Linked DNA regions of Mus musculus: region 2 is linked to region 1. The links are chromatin contacts, found by Hi-C or POLR2A ChIA-PET in ENCODE. All regions are on one chromosome and are shown on one strand. Each heading gives the region's core, a stretch centred on a gene start or an enhancer-like site at or near the end of the contact. The rest is flanking DNA. Distances are from core to core; before and after follow the strand shown.

The links. A loop is a pair of places that touch in the nucleus more often than their neighbours do. ChIA-PET counts read pairs that join two places held with the same protein, here RNA polymerase II (POLR2A).
Region 2: a loop to region 1 is called in a map of v-Abl transformed pro-B cells, with 2.3 times the contacts of the local background. The contact joins the promoter of Mif4gd here to the promoter of Nup85 in region 1. A Hi-C loop is called at or near these places in 4 of 37 maps with a recorded cell type or tissue (gastrocnemius, heart and v-Abl transformed pro-B cells). POLR2A ChIA-PET finds 5 or more read pairs at or near these places in 4 of 5 experiments (Patski and embryonic stem cell).

Annotation. Positions count from the first base shown.
Region 1 is chr11:115,561,620-115,569,508 of GRCm38, reverse strand. Nup85 (nucleoporin 85) reads right to left here and starts at 5,065. Exons shown (of 19, transcript NM_001002929.4): 1 at 4,947-5,065; 2 at 4,262-4,355; 3 at 2,746-2,908; 4 at 1,076-1,146; 5 at 787-830. The coding sequence starts at 4,979.
Region 2 is chr11:115,609,102-115,616,990 of GRCm38, reverse strand. It overlaps Mif4gd (MIF4G domain containing), which reads left to right and starts at 4,022. Exons shown (of 6, transcript NM_001243584.1): 1 at 4,022-4,206; 2 at 4,957-5,088; 3 at 7,343-7,452; 4 at 7,556-7,711; 5 at 7,838-7,889. The coding sequence starts at 5,007. It overlaps Slc25a19 (solute carrier family 25 (mitochondrial thiamine pyrophosphate carrier), member 19), which reads left to right. Exons shown (of 7, transcript NM_026071.3): 6 at 340-470; 7 at 1,400-2,810. The coding sequence ends at 1,582.

The DNA.
Region 1 (7,889 bases), core at 3,816-6,315:
ACAGAAAGGAGGGTCACTGCAGCTTGCTGGTGTCCAGCATAGCCAAAATAACACAACTCCCAGGATCAAGAAGAAAGAGAATGAGCAGAGAGAGTGGACATTCAACATCTTCTTCTGTCCTCCACATGCATGCACAGGTACGCTTGTACATACATACACACAATAAAAACTGTTTTAAAAAGGTGACATGTCAGCCGAGGGCATAGCTCAGCAACAGTGTGCATACTTAGCACACCTACAACACTGGAACCAAGACCAGGCACTGCAACAACCGAAAAAGCAAAGCCCAACCTAAGATGCTTTAGGAAGATGAACGTCCCCCACCCCACCCCACCCCCCTCCATCACCCCTTGTTCCAGGGGGAGAGCATACTGTGCCCATCAGAGAAAGCCTATTTTCCCTGTTCATGAGTTAGAAAAGCTCTGGGGTCTCACTGAGGAAAGAGTCCTAGATGTCGCCTTCTAGTCCTGCTGAGTTATAACCACATGCTGCTTGACAACAATTCTGAGTTCATGAGACCAAGCAGTAGTCCTAGAAGCTCGGTTCTCCATCTCAAGTGACAACTCACAAACACCATGTGTTAGGACTCATCTTTTCCACAAGCAATGAAAACCCTGAGTTCCCATGGGCTAAAACCTTGACCAACACTTTCAAAGCCATACTTGCCATCCCAAAGAGCTGCTGATCTACCTGAAAAGGAGAGCCCTCCTGCAACAGGGACCACAAAGCCACCACCCTACGCACTAACACGATGTTGCCAATACAATGAAAGCAGCTACACCTTACCTGGCTGCTGAACTGCCGGCCACTGGCTGGATCTTTAGCAGCAACTAGCAGAATACAAAACACCTTAAGTCAATCAACCTGCACTGAATGTAGCTCATCTCCTAAGCCCTCAGAAGCCCCATACGGTTTTTGCCTTGGTTTCTTTTACCACCCACCCATTTTCATGTGAAACGCTTATGGATCACACATTAAAACAAGGACCTATTATGAACTGCACAGCAGCCTCCTTAAAGGCCTCTGGAGAAAACAGCACCAGATAACGTACTTCAAACACACACAGGGTCCTTACTTGCAACCTGATGCATTTCTTCCATACAGGCCCGTATGACTGAACGGTAATTTTTACTCACTCGAACCAATCTACAAAAAAAATGAAATGACATACAAGATGACATGGAACCGTATCTTGATGCTAGAAAGAGAGAAATCAAAAGACAGGAGACGGGCTGCAACATCAATTCCAGGAGCTCTGAGTGCTCTGGCCTCCAGTACATATAAACTCATGTGGTCACACCATACCACACAACAAACAAACAGCTTTGTCACAGTGGTTTTAAAGTGCGTACTACTGTTGGAAAGGACCAGAGTTCAGTACCCAGCACCCTTATCAGATGGCTCACAACTGGCTGCAATTCTGGTTCTAAGAAACCCAATGTCATCTTCTGATTCCCACAGGTACCTGCACCAATATGCACCTACACATACATGGTTAAAATAAGTCTGGACTGCAAAGACGGCTCAGGTTAAAAGCACTACTGTTGTAATCAAGCCTGTGGCGTATTTTCTCAGTTGATAACTGATATGGGAGGTGCCATCCGAAGCTGGCGGTCCTGGCTGCTGTAAGAAAGCAGACCGAGGGGCTGCAGAGATGGCTCAGTGGTTAAGAGCTCTGACTGTTTTTCCAGAGGTCCTGAGTTCAATTCCCAGCATCCACGTGGTGGCTCAAAACCATCTGTAATGGGATCTGATGCACTCTTCTGGTGTGTCTGAAGAAATAAATCTTTTTAAAAAAAAAACAAGAAAGAAAGAAAGCAGACTGAGCAAGCCACGACAGTATGGCAGTGTGCAGGGCTCCTCCACGGCTTCTGCATCAATTTCTGCTAAAATTCAGTGCTCGATGCTCCAAGCACTGAATTACCACAAGCCTGGTAATCGTGTCTGTAACCCTGAGCTTGAGAAGTAGAGGCAAGAGGACCAGAAACTCAAGGATACACACGTATTTGAGCACATACATAGCCTGGGCTACACAAGTCAGCAGAGTGCATGCCAGGTGTATGAAACCCAGTTTCACCCTCATCTACTTACTGAGCTCAAGGAACGAGCACAACAACAACAACAAAAAAGAGTGAATAATAGGAAAGAAAAAAAACAAACCGTAGCCTGGAGGGCTGGCCCAGTATCACGGCTCAGCAGCTGGGCACTCAAAGGCAGCTCGAGCTCCGCCACCCCAAAAGGAAGCAAAAAAACCAAATCCTGATTCCTTGTCAAAAACACAAGCTTGAGAAGCAAGTCTTTCTTTTCCATTTGCCTTGTCTGCTGACGCCTGTATTTCTTTCATATTAAGACAGGGTCTCGCTTCTGCAGCTCTGGGCGGCCTGGAACTCACTCTGCTGACTACCAGCTCTTAAAGATCTGTCAGCCTCGTTTTTAACTCTTTCAAGAGTGAGATCTAATTCAAGGGCTTCTCTGTCTGAGTCTTCCTTTCACCATATTTATATTATTTTTATTTTGGTCGGTGGTGGTGTTCAAGGGACACATACAAATGAAGTAGGAATCCAAAAGGAAGAGTTGATACATATATATCAAGCCAGTAAGTCTTCCAACAGCATTTACACAATGCACAACTACACCCTAAGAAGATACACAGGAGAACAGGAACCCCGAGGTGCCCCGGCACTCACAAGGATAAGGACGCCTCCCTCTCACGACTTCACTGCAGCCTCAGCACCCACCACTTACTGAGCTTTCCTGGACTTCCCCGACAGTTCTTCCTCAATTTTTTGCAGGCCAACAAAGATTCCATGGGATTCATTGAAGAGTTTTCTCAAAATTTGAGAGTAAACATCCACATCTTTCCGTATGATGTAGATAAAAGGGCAGCTCGGCACCTTCTCTGATTTGCCTGTAACAAAACAGGAAAAAAAGTAACTCAACATCTACCATTTTCCCCAAAAGAGAAAAACATCCCAGTACTTCTAATTCTCTAATTACAAAGCCCGGCTGAGCCTGGGGCACATGTCCACTTTCTCCACCGGTGGGAATGAGACGGGAGGATTAAAACTCAAGGGAAGACTAGTGCACACAGTCGGCCAAGCAAACCAGGTTTACGCCAAAAGAAAAAAAGATTTGTCTTCATCTGGTCTGTGTAGGCTGAGATTACAATACAAGCAGGCAGCACAACACAGACTTCTTTTTTGGTGATATTGATGATCTAATTAAGGACACTGCCCATGCTAAAGAAGTTATCACTGAGCCACTGAGTGATAGCCTACATCCTTGGTTTTTGAGAATGGGTCTGGCAACATATCCCAGGCAGCTGGGGACTCTCTATTCCCCCCGCCAACTCTTCTGCACAGTAGAAAATCTAAGGTTGCAAGCGAGCGTTGCCTGAACCCAGGACTTTGCCTTCAGCTGAGGCAGTCTAACTCACTTCTTTGGGCTTGTTTTTGTTGGGTTTCTCAAGACAAGATTTCTCTGTGTAGCCCTGGTTGACCTAAAACTCATTCTGTAGATCAGGCAGGCTGTGAACTCACAGAACCACCTGCCTCTCTGTCTCCTGAGTGCTGGGATTAAAAGGTGCGTATCTCCACACCTGGGCTATATGGGTCGTTTCTAAAGGTTAATTATAGGAAGGGGGCTGAAGAGATGGTTTGGCGTCTAAGACAACTGGCTGAAATTTCCTGCCTTTAATCCTAACACTCAGGAAAAAAGAGCAAGTAATTTCTGAGTTCAAAGCCAGCTTGGTCTAAACCAAGTACCAGGACAGCCAGGCTACACGGAGAAACCATCTCAAAAAACCAAAACCAAACAAGAAGTACACAGGCAGCTCTTCCAGAAGACCTAAGTTCAACTCCCAACACCCCATATGGCAACTCACATAAATATAGAGTTCTAGTTCCTAGAATCCAATGATCTCATTTGGCCTCTGCGGCACCAAGCACGGAGTGGTGCACAGTTATGCACGTAGACAAAATGCCCATACACAGACTATAAAATTTAAAAATTACTTAATGTCAAGTGTTGAACCACACACCTCAAGTCCCAGCACTCTGGAAGTCGAGGGAAGAAGATGTAGAATTCAAACCTACACAAAGATTGCACAAAGACAAGCCCACTAGGACTACATAGGGGCAACTTGTCTCAAAATAGCAAAAAAACAAAGTTTCAAAAATAAAAATATTGCCAAATAACTCCAGTTTCCTGCCTCAGAGAGTCAACCAATGTGCCAAGACAGATGTGAAAAAGAACTGCCTACCTGTTTGGTTGAAGGAAGTTTCACACAGAAGCATCTCGCCGGGGCCCCAGTCAAAACACATTTGCTTCTTCTTGGAATTCACACCTGGAATCCACTAGTAAGACATAAGGAGGCACAGGAGCTGTTAGCCCTACAACTGTCCATTCAACTTCCAAGTGTAACTGCGAACACCATACACCAGGCGAACAGCCTAGGTCGTATCCAATGATGCTGTGCACATATTCAGACATATACACACTTAAAAAAACATTTTCTAGGTGCAAGAGGAATAGAATACAACGCGACAGAAACTAGTCTATTGTCTCCCGTGAGAACAAATTATGCATTTATTAAGCCTCGGACTAGGACAGCAGGACAGGGAAAGGCCAACTCATCCCTTGGAGTGACCATGTGGGGCTTACACCAATCTCATTCTAACGCCCAAGGGGGGAAAACTAGAGAAGCAGAAAGGTTATAAAAACAAGGGTGATGCAGTGGGGTTTCCGCGAGCCGGCCAGTATTCACAGGACCTAGGGACCACTATTGCCATAACCTAGTTCCCAGTTAACCTGACATTCGGGATGGTGGCAACTGTGTCCAGGGAAGAAGCGTGCGTCCCGCATGTAGGGAGGCAGCCTGAAATGACCAAAGAAACGTAACCCTCACAGTGCAACAAGCCAAGCCACTCCACTCCGATCGCCCTTACAGTTACTGCGGGCTCGCAGTCGAGCTCCTCCATAGCGCCGTGCCCCCCGCGGCTGGGACCCTGCCGCGCGGCCGCTTCTCTGCGCTCAGGCCTCCCGCTCACAGACAGCTGCCAAAGAGGACCCCCTCCAGGGCGGCTTGCGCAGCGCCTGCAGACCTTAGCGCAACAGATCCCTTCGTCTTAGCCAAACACAGCCCCTTGAAGCCTTTCACACATGTTCCACTATTCTAACCTATACAACACATCATGAAAACGGCTCTAGGGCCCACGGGTCCTCAAGGAATGTTCCCAGTAGATCAGGCGGCGCCACAGACAGTCCCACACTAGGTGAGGGAAAGGTCCCCGGAGATGGCGGGAGAGGCGGTGGCTGGGAGGGTGTGCGCATGCGCAGAAGCGTGCTGGCGCATCTATTTCGATTGGAGAGCTACTCCGTCTCTGTAATCCTACTTTATCTCTTAGCGGTAGTTGTGATCCCTCCCTCCTGGTCTGTTATTAGAATATTCTCAGTCCCTTTTCCGAACTCCGACCAGTATAATGCGCTTATTTTGGAATTAGTCTCGGACACATGACATCCGTAAACAACGGGACTTCAATCTTTTATGTACTGGCAACTTTTCTTTCTTTAGGATTATTCTGAACTATTTCTACCTTAAATTGGTGGTCATACATGACTTGGAAGTAGGGCATAGTAACATAAGCCGGAAGATGCAGCACTTGGGAAGTAGAGACTGAAAAATCGGGAGTTCAGAACCAGCCTTAGCTACATGGCAAGGTTGAGCTCGCATCGGGGCTAACTGAGACCCAGACTCAAAAACCAAACTCCCACAAACTTTAAGGAAATAAAGGAAAACCTTTCTGTCAAATTTTTATCCAAATCCTAATCATCAGTGATTTAGGGAGCTAGAGTGTTGGCTCAGTGGTTAAGAGCATACGCTGTTCTTCCCGGGGAACCTGGATCAATTCAAAGCACTCACATACATGTGGAACAGTCCCAGGCAATCTGATGCCCTCTTCTGGCCTCTGTGGAACCAGGCACACACATGTAGTACACAGACATACACAAAACACCAGTATATATACAATAAAATAAATTTTATAATTAACTTTTTAAAAAAGATTGCATGTATGTGAGTAAACTGTCACTGTCTTCAGACACACCAGAAGAGGTCATCAAATCCCATTACAGATGGTTGGGAGCCACCATGTGGTTGCTGGGAATTGAACTCAGGACCTCTGGAAGAGCAGTCAGTGCTCTTAACTGCTGAGCCATCTCACCAGCCCTTAGTCTGTCTGTCTTTATTTTTTTGTTTGTTTGTTGGTTGGGTTTTTTTTTTTCTGTTTTGTGTGTGTGTGTGTGTGTGTGTGTGTGTGTGTGTGTTTGTTTTTCGATACAGGGTTTCTCTGTATAGCCCTATGCCTCCCTAGTGCTGGGTTTAAAGGCGTGTGCCACCACACCCGGCAAGCCCTTAGTTTTTCAAGACAGGGTTTCTCTTTGTAGCTTTGGCTGTCTTTGAACCTAATCTGTAGACCAAGCTGGCCTCAAAGTCAGAGATCTGTCTGCCTCTGCCTCTGGAGTGCTGGGGTTACAGACCTGTGCTACCACCACCCAGTGACAATATTTATTTATTTATTAAAATTATTTATTTTAGGTATGTGAGTACACTGTCTTGAGAACACCAGAAGAGGGCATCAAATTCCTTTACAGATTATTATGAGCCACCATGTGGTTGCTGGGAATTGAACTCAGGACATCTAGAAGAGCAGTCAGTGCTTCTAACTGGTGAGCCATCTCTCCAGCCCCCTTGTTTTTATTTTTCTGTCCGTTGGTTTTTCCTACATGATGTCTGTGTGAGGATGTCAGAAGCCATGGATCTGGAGTTACAGACAGTTGTGAGCTGCCATATGAGTGCTGATGATTGAACCCTGGCCCTTTAGAAGAACAGCCAGTACTCATATGTGTTGAGCTATCTCTCTAGCCTCAAATATGTTTTTTTTATTTTATGTATATGAGTACACTGTAACTATCTTCAGACATACCAAAAGACAGCATCAGGTCCAATTACAGGTGGTTGTGAGCCACCATGTGGTTGCTGGGAATAGAACTCAATTCTCTGAAAGAATAGTCAATGCTCTTAACCACTAAGCTATCTCTCCAGCCCTACCAACAATTTTTTTTTACTGTTTTAACAATTCTTTTTTTATTATTAGATATTTTCTTCATTTACATTTCCAAAGCTATCCCAAACCTCCCCCACACACACCCACTCCCACTTCTTGGCCCTGGCGTTCCCCTGTACTGAGGCATATAAAGTTTGCAAGACCAAGGGGCTTCTCTTTCCAATGATGGCCAACTAGGACATCTTCTGATACATATGCAGCTAGAGACACAAGCTCTGAGGAGTACTGGTTAGTTCATATTTTTGCTCCACCTATAGGGCTGCAGATCCCTTTAGCTCCTTGGGTACTTTCTCTAGCTCCTCCATTGGGGGCCCTGTGAGACATCCAATAGCTGACTGTGATCATCCACTTCTGTGTTTGCTAGGCCACGGCAGTGCCTCACAAGAGACAGTTATATCAGGGTCCTTTCAACAAAATCTTGATGCAATGGTGCCAACAATATTTTTTAAGGAGAAAAGAAAAAAACTTAACATTTTCCCAAGTAAAAGTAGTGATTAAAGCCGGTCATGGTGGCACACACCTTTAATCCCAGCACTCGGGAGGCAGAGGCAGGCAGATTTCTGAGTTCAAGGCCAGCCTGGTCTACAGAGTGAGTTGCCAGGGCTATACAGAGAAACCCTGTCTCGAAAAAAAAAAAAAAAGTAGTGATTAACTGAGCTTGGTAGCTCATGTTTCTAATCCCAGCATTTGGATCTCTGAGGCAGAAGGATAATAAGTTCAAGGCCAGCCTGGGCTATATCACAGACCCTGTCTCCTCAACAAAAT
Region 2 (7,889 bases), core at 2,773-5,272, 49 kb before region 1:
CCAGCCCTGGTTTCTTATTCAGGTGTCTATATGTGTATTGCGTGTGTGTGTGTGTGTGTGTGTGTGTGTGTGTGTGTGTGTGTGTGTGTGTGTGTAGGGAAGAGATACCCAAAGAGGCCAAAAGATCCCCTGGAGTTATAGTTACAAGCAATTGTGAGCTGTCTGACGTCTGACTTCAGTGCTGGGAAAAGAACTGGTTTTTTGTTTTTTGTTTTTTTTTTTTGGAAGAGCAGCAGGTGCTCTAAACCCTGAGCAGTCCCTGTCCCTGCCCTGCCTGCCCCTCTCTCCCCTGTCATGTTGTCTGCCTTCACTCTTCTCAACATGGTGTCTCTGGTTCAGGGAACCTTAAAAACCTGCTTTGTGGCTGTGGTTCGGGAGTTATCAGCAAGACCTTTACATATCCCCTGGACCTCATCAAGAAGCGCCTGCAGGTGGGCGGGTTCGAACATGCCCGGTCTGCCTTTGGCCAGGTAAGCCGTCCTATGCCACTGGATCATGAGGGAACTGGCGGTAGTGACCCTGTCCCTGCTGTGGTCTTCTGTAGCTTTATTTCTGTGCATAAACACACCTGCACATTTTTACAAAAACAAGGTTAGCTTGGTGGTGGTGATGGTGCATACTTTTAATCCCAGCACTTGGAAGACAAAAGCAAGAAGATCGCTAATTTTGAGGCCAGCTTGGTCTATAGAGCAAGTTCTAGGACAACCAGTGCTACACATGGAAACCCTGTCTCAGAAAAAAAAAAATTAAAAATAAGGTTACACAATGCTAGGTTTTGTAACCTTATTTTTCTATCTACCAAGGTGTCCCAAAGAGAGCATTTGAATTTAGTCTGGGAGAAATGGCAAGAGCCCAGGACAAAGGCCCTTTTCCTCACAGAAACTAGTGCGATCTGGCTGGCTGGAGGGAGGGAGGGGCGCTCATGGGGCGCTCGTGGAGGGCCAGCGTGAGCCAAATGTTGAAATGCTTTGAATACTAGCCAGACTTGAACTTGAGGCTGGATGGTGTCCTTGGCGCATAACACAGGGAGGGGCTTGGGGACATAGGCCAGGCTAGAGGTGGGCACCAGTCAGGGAAGATCTAGTGATGGCCTATTCAGACCTGCTGCCCAAGGGGAGCAGGATAATGAGTTGGAGACTCCAAGATGGGCCAGAGCTATCACTGCACAAGGGAAGGAAACCAGTCAGGCACTTCCTTACCAGGAAGGAGCTCTTGCTCTCCAGCTGCCGACCCCAGGCCCTTCCTCAGTTAGCAGCATGCATTAGAAAGAGTGAGGAGCTCCCTCCTCCAGGGCCTCCTTCATCCATCCGCAGGCAGTTACAGGAGCTGCCTTGTCCCGGGTGGGCAGTCGTGGTTTAGGTCCCTGCTTCCTCCTCAGCCTCCACCTTCCTCTCTCCAGGTGCGGAGCTACAGGGGCCTCCTGGACCTCACCCAGCAGGTACTACAGGAAGAAGGCACCCGGGGCTTCTTCAAGGGCCTGTCCCCCAGCCTGATGAAGGCTGCACTCTCCACTGGCTTCATGTTCTTCTGGTACGAGCTCTTCTGTAACCTCTTCCACTGCATAAGGAGGGAAGACAGATAGTTGTGAGGCAGGAGGGGCCTAAGGAGGGGCCCGACAAGACTTGGCTCTGAGCTCATACTGAACAATGGCTGCTGCCTGGTTGGCCTTCCAGGCCAGCTGCCGGGAGCATGAAGTCATCCGGAGCTGAAGGCAGAAGGACGCAAGGGCCTTCGCTGAACAGAAGGAAGAGAGAAGGGGGTGCTTGCACTGTAAAAAGAAGGCCTAGGTGGAGGAACCTGGTGCGCATGCGTCTCACCTCCGACCAGCCCAATCCAGAAGGAACTGGCCATCCTTTTTTGCAGTCCTGGCTTTGGGGAGAATGCTCCTAGTCCTGATAGGACCACACTGGAGTGCAGACGGGGCCGGGCTCTTTGCACAGTTCTAACCTATACAACTTGGTCTGCTCCTCCTACCAACTTATTTAATAGACATTAAAGTAAAACACGCATTCCTTGTGTCACTCCTATAGCTTAGGAACACATCCCATCTGAGGGAGGATGATGGGGGAGGGGCCTTTCTGGCTTGCAGCCCTGAGGTAGCCATGCTTGTCAGCTTAGGGGGAGAACCCTGTCATGTGGGTAGCTTCTGAACTCCCAGGCCCAAGCCTTTGTGCCTGTGAGGCTCCACAACAGGTCAGGGAGGAAACTGAGACAGAGGCGGTGAAGGGCAGACAGGAGTGGCTCCTCTCCTTCCCCTCCCACTGGAGTGCAGGGGCCATCACCAGCTCTGCACGCATGCTGCACACCATGTCCTCTAATCCCAGATGGGCCTCAGGCCCAGGGCATGGGATGTCCGACAGCCTGGTGAGGTGTGGTGGGCGCTGTAGGCAGAGCCAGGGATGCAGATGAAGAGGGAGCTTCCTGTTCACGAGAAGAATCACATGACTGCTGTCTTTCCCATGCTCGAGCCTAGTGGTGGGGTTGGTCTAAAGAAGGAAGGGAGGAGAGACTTCTTGACTTTGTGGGATTCCAGCCCCTGCCATAACTTGGATTGTAATGCCTGCTGGGAATGGCCCTGATCGTGAAAACTGGGGCTCTGCCCTGCCTGTCAGTTCCACTCTCCCCTCTGTGGTCCACTGTAGCCCTCCCCTAGTGGTTCACTTTTCTGATCTTGGCTCCTGATTCTGAAGACCCAGGGTCACTTGGGAGGGCTTCTGAGATGGGTGGCCCGTTGGCTTCCTGGGCTTGGAGCAGCAGAAGTGTTTTGTGACCCTATTGCTGGAGAGATGTGAATAAATTTATATACCAGAGGAGAAGCTGACTGCAGACCATTGTAAGGATACTACTTGTTTCTTCTACTGCTATGATAAACACCATGACCAAAAAGCAAGTTGGAGAGGGAAGGGTTTATTCAGCTTACACTTCCACATCACTGTTCATCACCAAAGGAAGTCAGGACAGGAACTCAAGCAGGGCAGGAACCTGGAGCCAGGAGCTGGAGGTCATGGAGGGAGCTGCTTACTGGCTTGCTCAGCCTGGACCATCAGTCCAAGGATGGCACCATCCACAATGGGCTGGGCCCTTCCCCATCAATGACTAATTACAAAAGTGCTCCACAGGCAGTAGGAGTTTATGGAGGCATTTTCTTAGTTGAGGCTCCCTCCTTTCAAATGACTTTAGTTTGTGTCAACTTGACATAAAACTATCCAGCACATTACCAAAGTCCAATTGGGAGTTACAGGAGCAGAAATGACTCAAAGACAGGGACATTACCCAAAGCTCAGCCTAGCATTGCTGAACTCATGAAAGCTGGGATCATGGAGCACAGTGCAGTCTGCAGGCAGCCCAACAGATTGGAGAGACCTCCAGGCAGCTCAGTTGGTCCCAGCCTATCTTCAGGTCAACTGGAGCAGTCTCAAGAGTACACTGGGCAGCCCAGCTCAAGCTGCTGTTTCCACAGGGTGTGCTAGCTCGAGCCTTTTTAGGCCACTTAGCTCGTCTGAGTGCAATTCGGCAATCCTCGCTGCTTTTACATTCTTAGTAGGGAGGGGCTTCCAGGAGCCTGTGAGTTGTTCACTTCCCCTACTTAAAACATCCTGTGTCTTAATGCGCCTCCCTGCGTGGTGGGATGTTGTTTCTCCTTTATCTTAACCTGGAAGATTCAGGGTCGGCTGTCTGATTTTTTTTTTTTTTAAGAAGTCTTATCGACGTAAATTCCGTGCTCCTCATTTCCCCGCCCTCAGGAGCTTCTCGAGCTTTTTGGTACTATCACCCTGAGCGCTGTGGCAAACTCTTAAAGCAGCTGAGAGCTTTGGCTCCTGGTCCCTCGTGCGCAGCAGTGTTGCTCCCGATTCCCCCTAGGAAAGACCCAGGGCCCTTTATCTTGGCTGCTCCTTTGGTTTAAAACTTATTTTACAGTGAGTGGCAGGAGAGGGAGTTGCCAGAGTGTGCCCCAGCCCTTGCACTCCGCTTTAACCGGCCAAACCCCAGAAGACTACGCCCCTCCCCCCGAATAGGCCACGCCTTCCCGAAGCTCCTCCCACGCTGCCCGGCCGGGGAGAGTCTGACCTAGTTCACCTGAGCGGGGCAAGGGATATGGTGACCCCGGCGCGGGGTGCGACCTGGCAAGACCAACAACTTCACGCAAAACGCAGGGAGGGTCCGGCCCAGCGCTCGGAGGCTTTCGTGGTCAGAAACAAGGCGGAGGTGCGCCGGGTGGGAAGGGGACAGGGGCCGGTGAGCTTTCAGCGCGCGACGGTGGCGGTGTCGCAGTTGTCGGGTGCCGATCCGTCTCCGCGCCAAGCGAGGGAGCGGCCCGGGGCGGCGGCGGGGTGCGGAGGCGAGGGCGAGTCGTGGCCGGTAGGCGGCGCTAGCGAGTCGCCCTGGCGCCGCCGCCGCCGCCGCCGCCGCCGCGCGGTACCACGCCGGGCGCGCGCCGCGCGGCGCCCCAGACGCAGGCGCGGGCCAGCCCTGGCCCAACGGCTGCAGGGGTGGACGGACTGGAAACGCTGGGAGAGAGGGGCTCGGAGCCCTGCTGGTATCAGGATCTGCGGCTTGGACTGAGCCAGCGTCCTCCGTGCTAGACGATAAAGGCGAGCCTGACGTTTACACCCAGTTCAGTATTTGCACCCCGAAATTTACCCTGATACTGACTGTATCAGATCCCAGATCTGGGATAACTCAGATCCCGCTGGGACCGTAGGTGAATTCCCGCTTCACTTCTCAGATGTAACCCCAGAAGCCTGGGTTTCCTTCAGCTGAGCAGCAGGTGGCCACTTGGTGCTCAACTACTCCACCCGAAGCCAAGTTTGGTGGGCACTCAGCCAAGCACTGAACGCGACAGAAAGTCCAGTTCCACCCGTCCCAAGGCCTGGTCTGCCCGGCCCAGTGCCTACAGGGCTAGAATCGGGAGCTTTGTGATTCACCCTTGAAGCCTCAACCGTCTTTGCTTCTCAGGTGCTGTCCTTAGTTTCAGGCCAGTGAAAACCTGCCGGGCTTAGACCGTCATGAGCGAGGCCAGTAGAGATGATTATAAAATCCAGTCTTTTGATGCAGAGACGCAGCAGCTGCTGAAGACCGCGCTCAAAGGTGAGCCTCCCACCCACCACTTATTTTGTGTCAAGTTGACATAAAACTATCCAGCACGCTACCAGAGTCCGACTTGAGGTTCCCATGCATATTCCATTTGGGTAAGAGCCGCACTGGGGGCTGAAGCCCAGAGCCAGGCAGTGCCCAAGCCCTTCTTGGCTCTCAGAAAGTAAGTCACAACCTAATTCTCACCACATTTAAGCCAGTAGATTGGAGAATGAATCACAGAGTTAGATCTAAGATCATAAAGCCTTTAAGTACCCATGAAAGAGAACACTGCTTTCTCTTTAAAGGCTTTGCATTTGGTGCAGTCAGCACCCTTGAATGTACAGAGATGCCTGGTTTGGAGAATCAGCCTGGCAGAGGGGATATGTAATTGCCTGGCCCTTCCGTTGTAACACTCACGACAGAAGTTTGACAGGACAATTAGCAATTGCCGTCATGTGCTAAGCTAAACATTTTGGAGACGTCTCCATGCCTGTAATCCCAGCAGATTACAGAGGTAGGAGAATTAGCACAAATTCAAGGCCAAATTGCTCAACACAGACTGTGCCTGTGGGAGGAGAGATGGCCCAGTGATTTAGAGCATTTGCGTGCTGTTCTCCTTTAACCCCAGCAAGCAGGAGGCACGATAGCTGGCTACACAGTGAGATGCTGTCACCAAAACAAAACACAACAGAAAGCCATAAAGAACACTTGACTTGCAGAGGACCTTGAGAGGTTCAAGACCATTGATAGCTCAGTTCTCAGGATCCCGTGCTATCCTCTATCTCCGGCAAACACATGGCATGCATATATACATGTAAGAAAATATTCATACATATGACATGAATGAACCTAAAAAAAAAATTACATGGTGAGCTTGAGGCCAGCCAGAGCAAAACAAGACTATCTCAAAAAAAAAAAAAAAAAAAAAAAGTAGAAGCCTTGGCATTCAGTGTACGCCATCAAGGCAGTGCTAGAAAATAAAAGACGTGTAGCCTAAGAAACTACACTTGTGCTTTGGTCTCCTGCAGCCTCCTAATCTTACAGTCATTGATTTATTGGCACAGGATCTCTCCCTGGCTGGCCTACATCTCTCCCTGGCCTGCCTCTTCTACCTAAGTATTGGGATAAAAGGTTTACACCATTCCATGCAGAGTACAAATTGTTTTTTTATAAAGTTTTTTTTTAAAGGTTATTTATTATATGTAAGTACATTGTCACTGTCTTGAGACACACCAGAAGAGGGAGTCAGATCTCGTTAAGGATAGTTGTGAGCTACCATGTGGTTGCTGGGATTTGAACTCAGGACCTCCAGAAGAGCAGTCAGTATTCTTAACCACTGAGCCATCTCTCCAGCCCACAAATTGTTTTTTGTTTGTTCATGTGTATACCTACTTGTCTGCTTGTGAACCACACATATACTGTGCCTGTGGAGGCAAAGGAGGATGGCCAAGCCTCTGGAACTGAAGTTCTAGGCGCCTGTGAACAGCCAGCGTAGAAGGTGGGAATCAAACCTGGGCTCTCTGCAAAGCAAGTGCTCTTACCCACTGAGGCATTGTCTTATCTATTTCCTGATTGGGCAGCCGGGGTCCTGACAGTGAAAGCTGCCCTGCTCTCACTCAGCACGGTTATAACCACCTTCTCCGGAGAATATGTTTTTCTTGGTTTGGTTTGGTTGCTTTGTCTCTAGCCTTTGGTCCACACATAGTAGGCATAGTGCTTGTTCCCTAAATTACGCCCTTTATGCCCTCAACTTTAAAGATAGGATCTCACTAAGTAGGTCTGGCTGACCTGGAACTTGCTATGTAGACCAGGCTGGCCTGTCTCTACCTCTCAGGTCATAGGATTATAGGTGTGCGCCTCAATCCAGCTCCCTTCTTTTGAAACCCAGTCACATGTAGCCCAGGCTCTCCTGGAACTCTGTCTTTAGGCAAGGGTAGCCCTAATGTCTTGCTTCTACCTTGAGTGCCTTCCTGCTGGTTTTCCCTTCATCTCTTAAGCATGTGGTGGGGGCTTGCCCTATTTATTACAAATACCTCCAGTCCTGGGGTGTGGTAGTGTTTGACTTCAATCCCAGTACTCAGGCTGCAGTCAGAGTCAGGTGGGTTTCTGTGGGTTTGAGAACTGGTCTACAGAGTGTGCCAGGCCAGCCAGGGCTACACGGAGAGACCCCCTCTCAAAGAAAAACAAACCCCACTTCAATCCTTAGCAGACAGAGGCAAATGTGATTAAGCAGGCGGCTGTAGACTCCCCTCCTGTCTCTTGCCAGATCCAGGTGCTGTGGACTTAGAGAGAGTAGCCAACGTGATTGTGGACCATTCTCTGCAGGACTGTGTATTCAGCAAGGAAGCAGGACGCATGTGCTACGCCATCATTCAGGTTGTGGGGGCGGGCAGAGAGGGAGGCTGCCCTGAGGATGCCACCTTAGGGTCAGGCACAGGCTGGCCAGCGCCCTGCTTATCACCCTCTCTTCGGCTCACAGGCAGAGAGTAAGCAAGCGGGCCAGAGCGTCTTCCGCCGTGGGCTCCTCAACCGGCTGCAGAAGGAGTATGATGCGCGGGAGCAGCTCCGAGCATGCTCCCTGCAGGGCTGGGTCTGCTATGTCACCTTTATCTGCAACATCTTTGACTACCTGAGGGTGAGGCAAGGGAAGTCACCTGCGCAGCAGTGAAGGCCTGTGTCCCAAGGCCAAGGCTGATTTGCTCCCTCCTGACTGCAGCTCCCACCAATGCAGCTCCCCCCGCCGCCTTTGCTCTCCCCACAGGTGAACAACATGCCCATGATGGCCCTGGTTAACCCTGTCTATGACTGTCTCT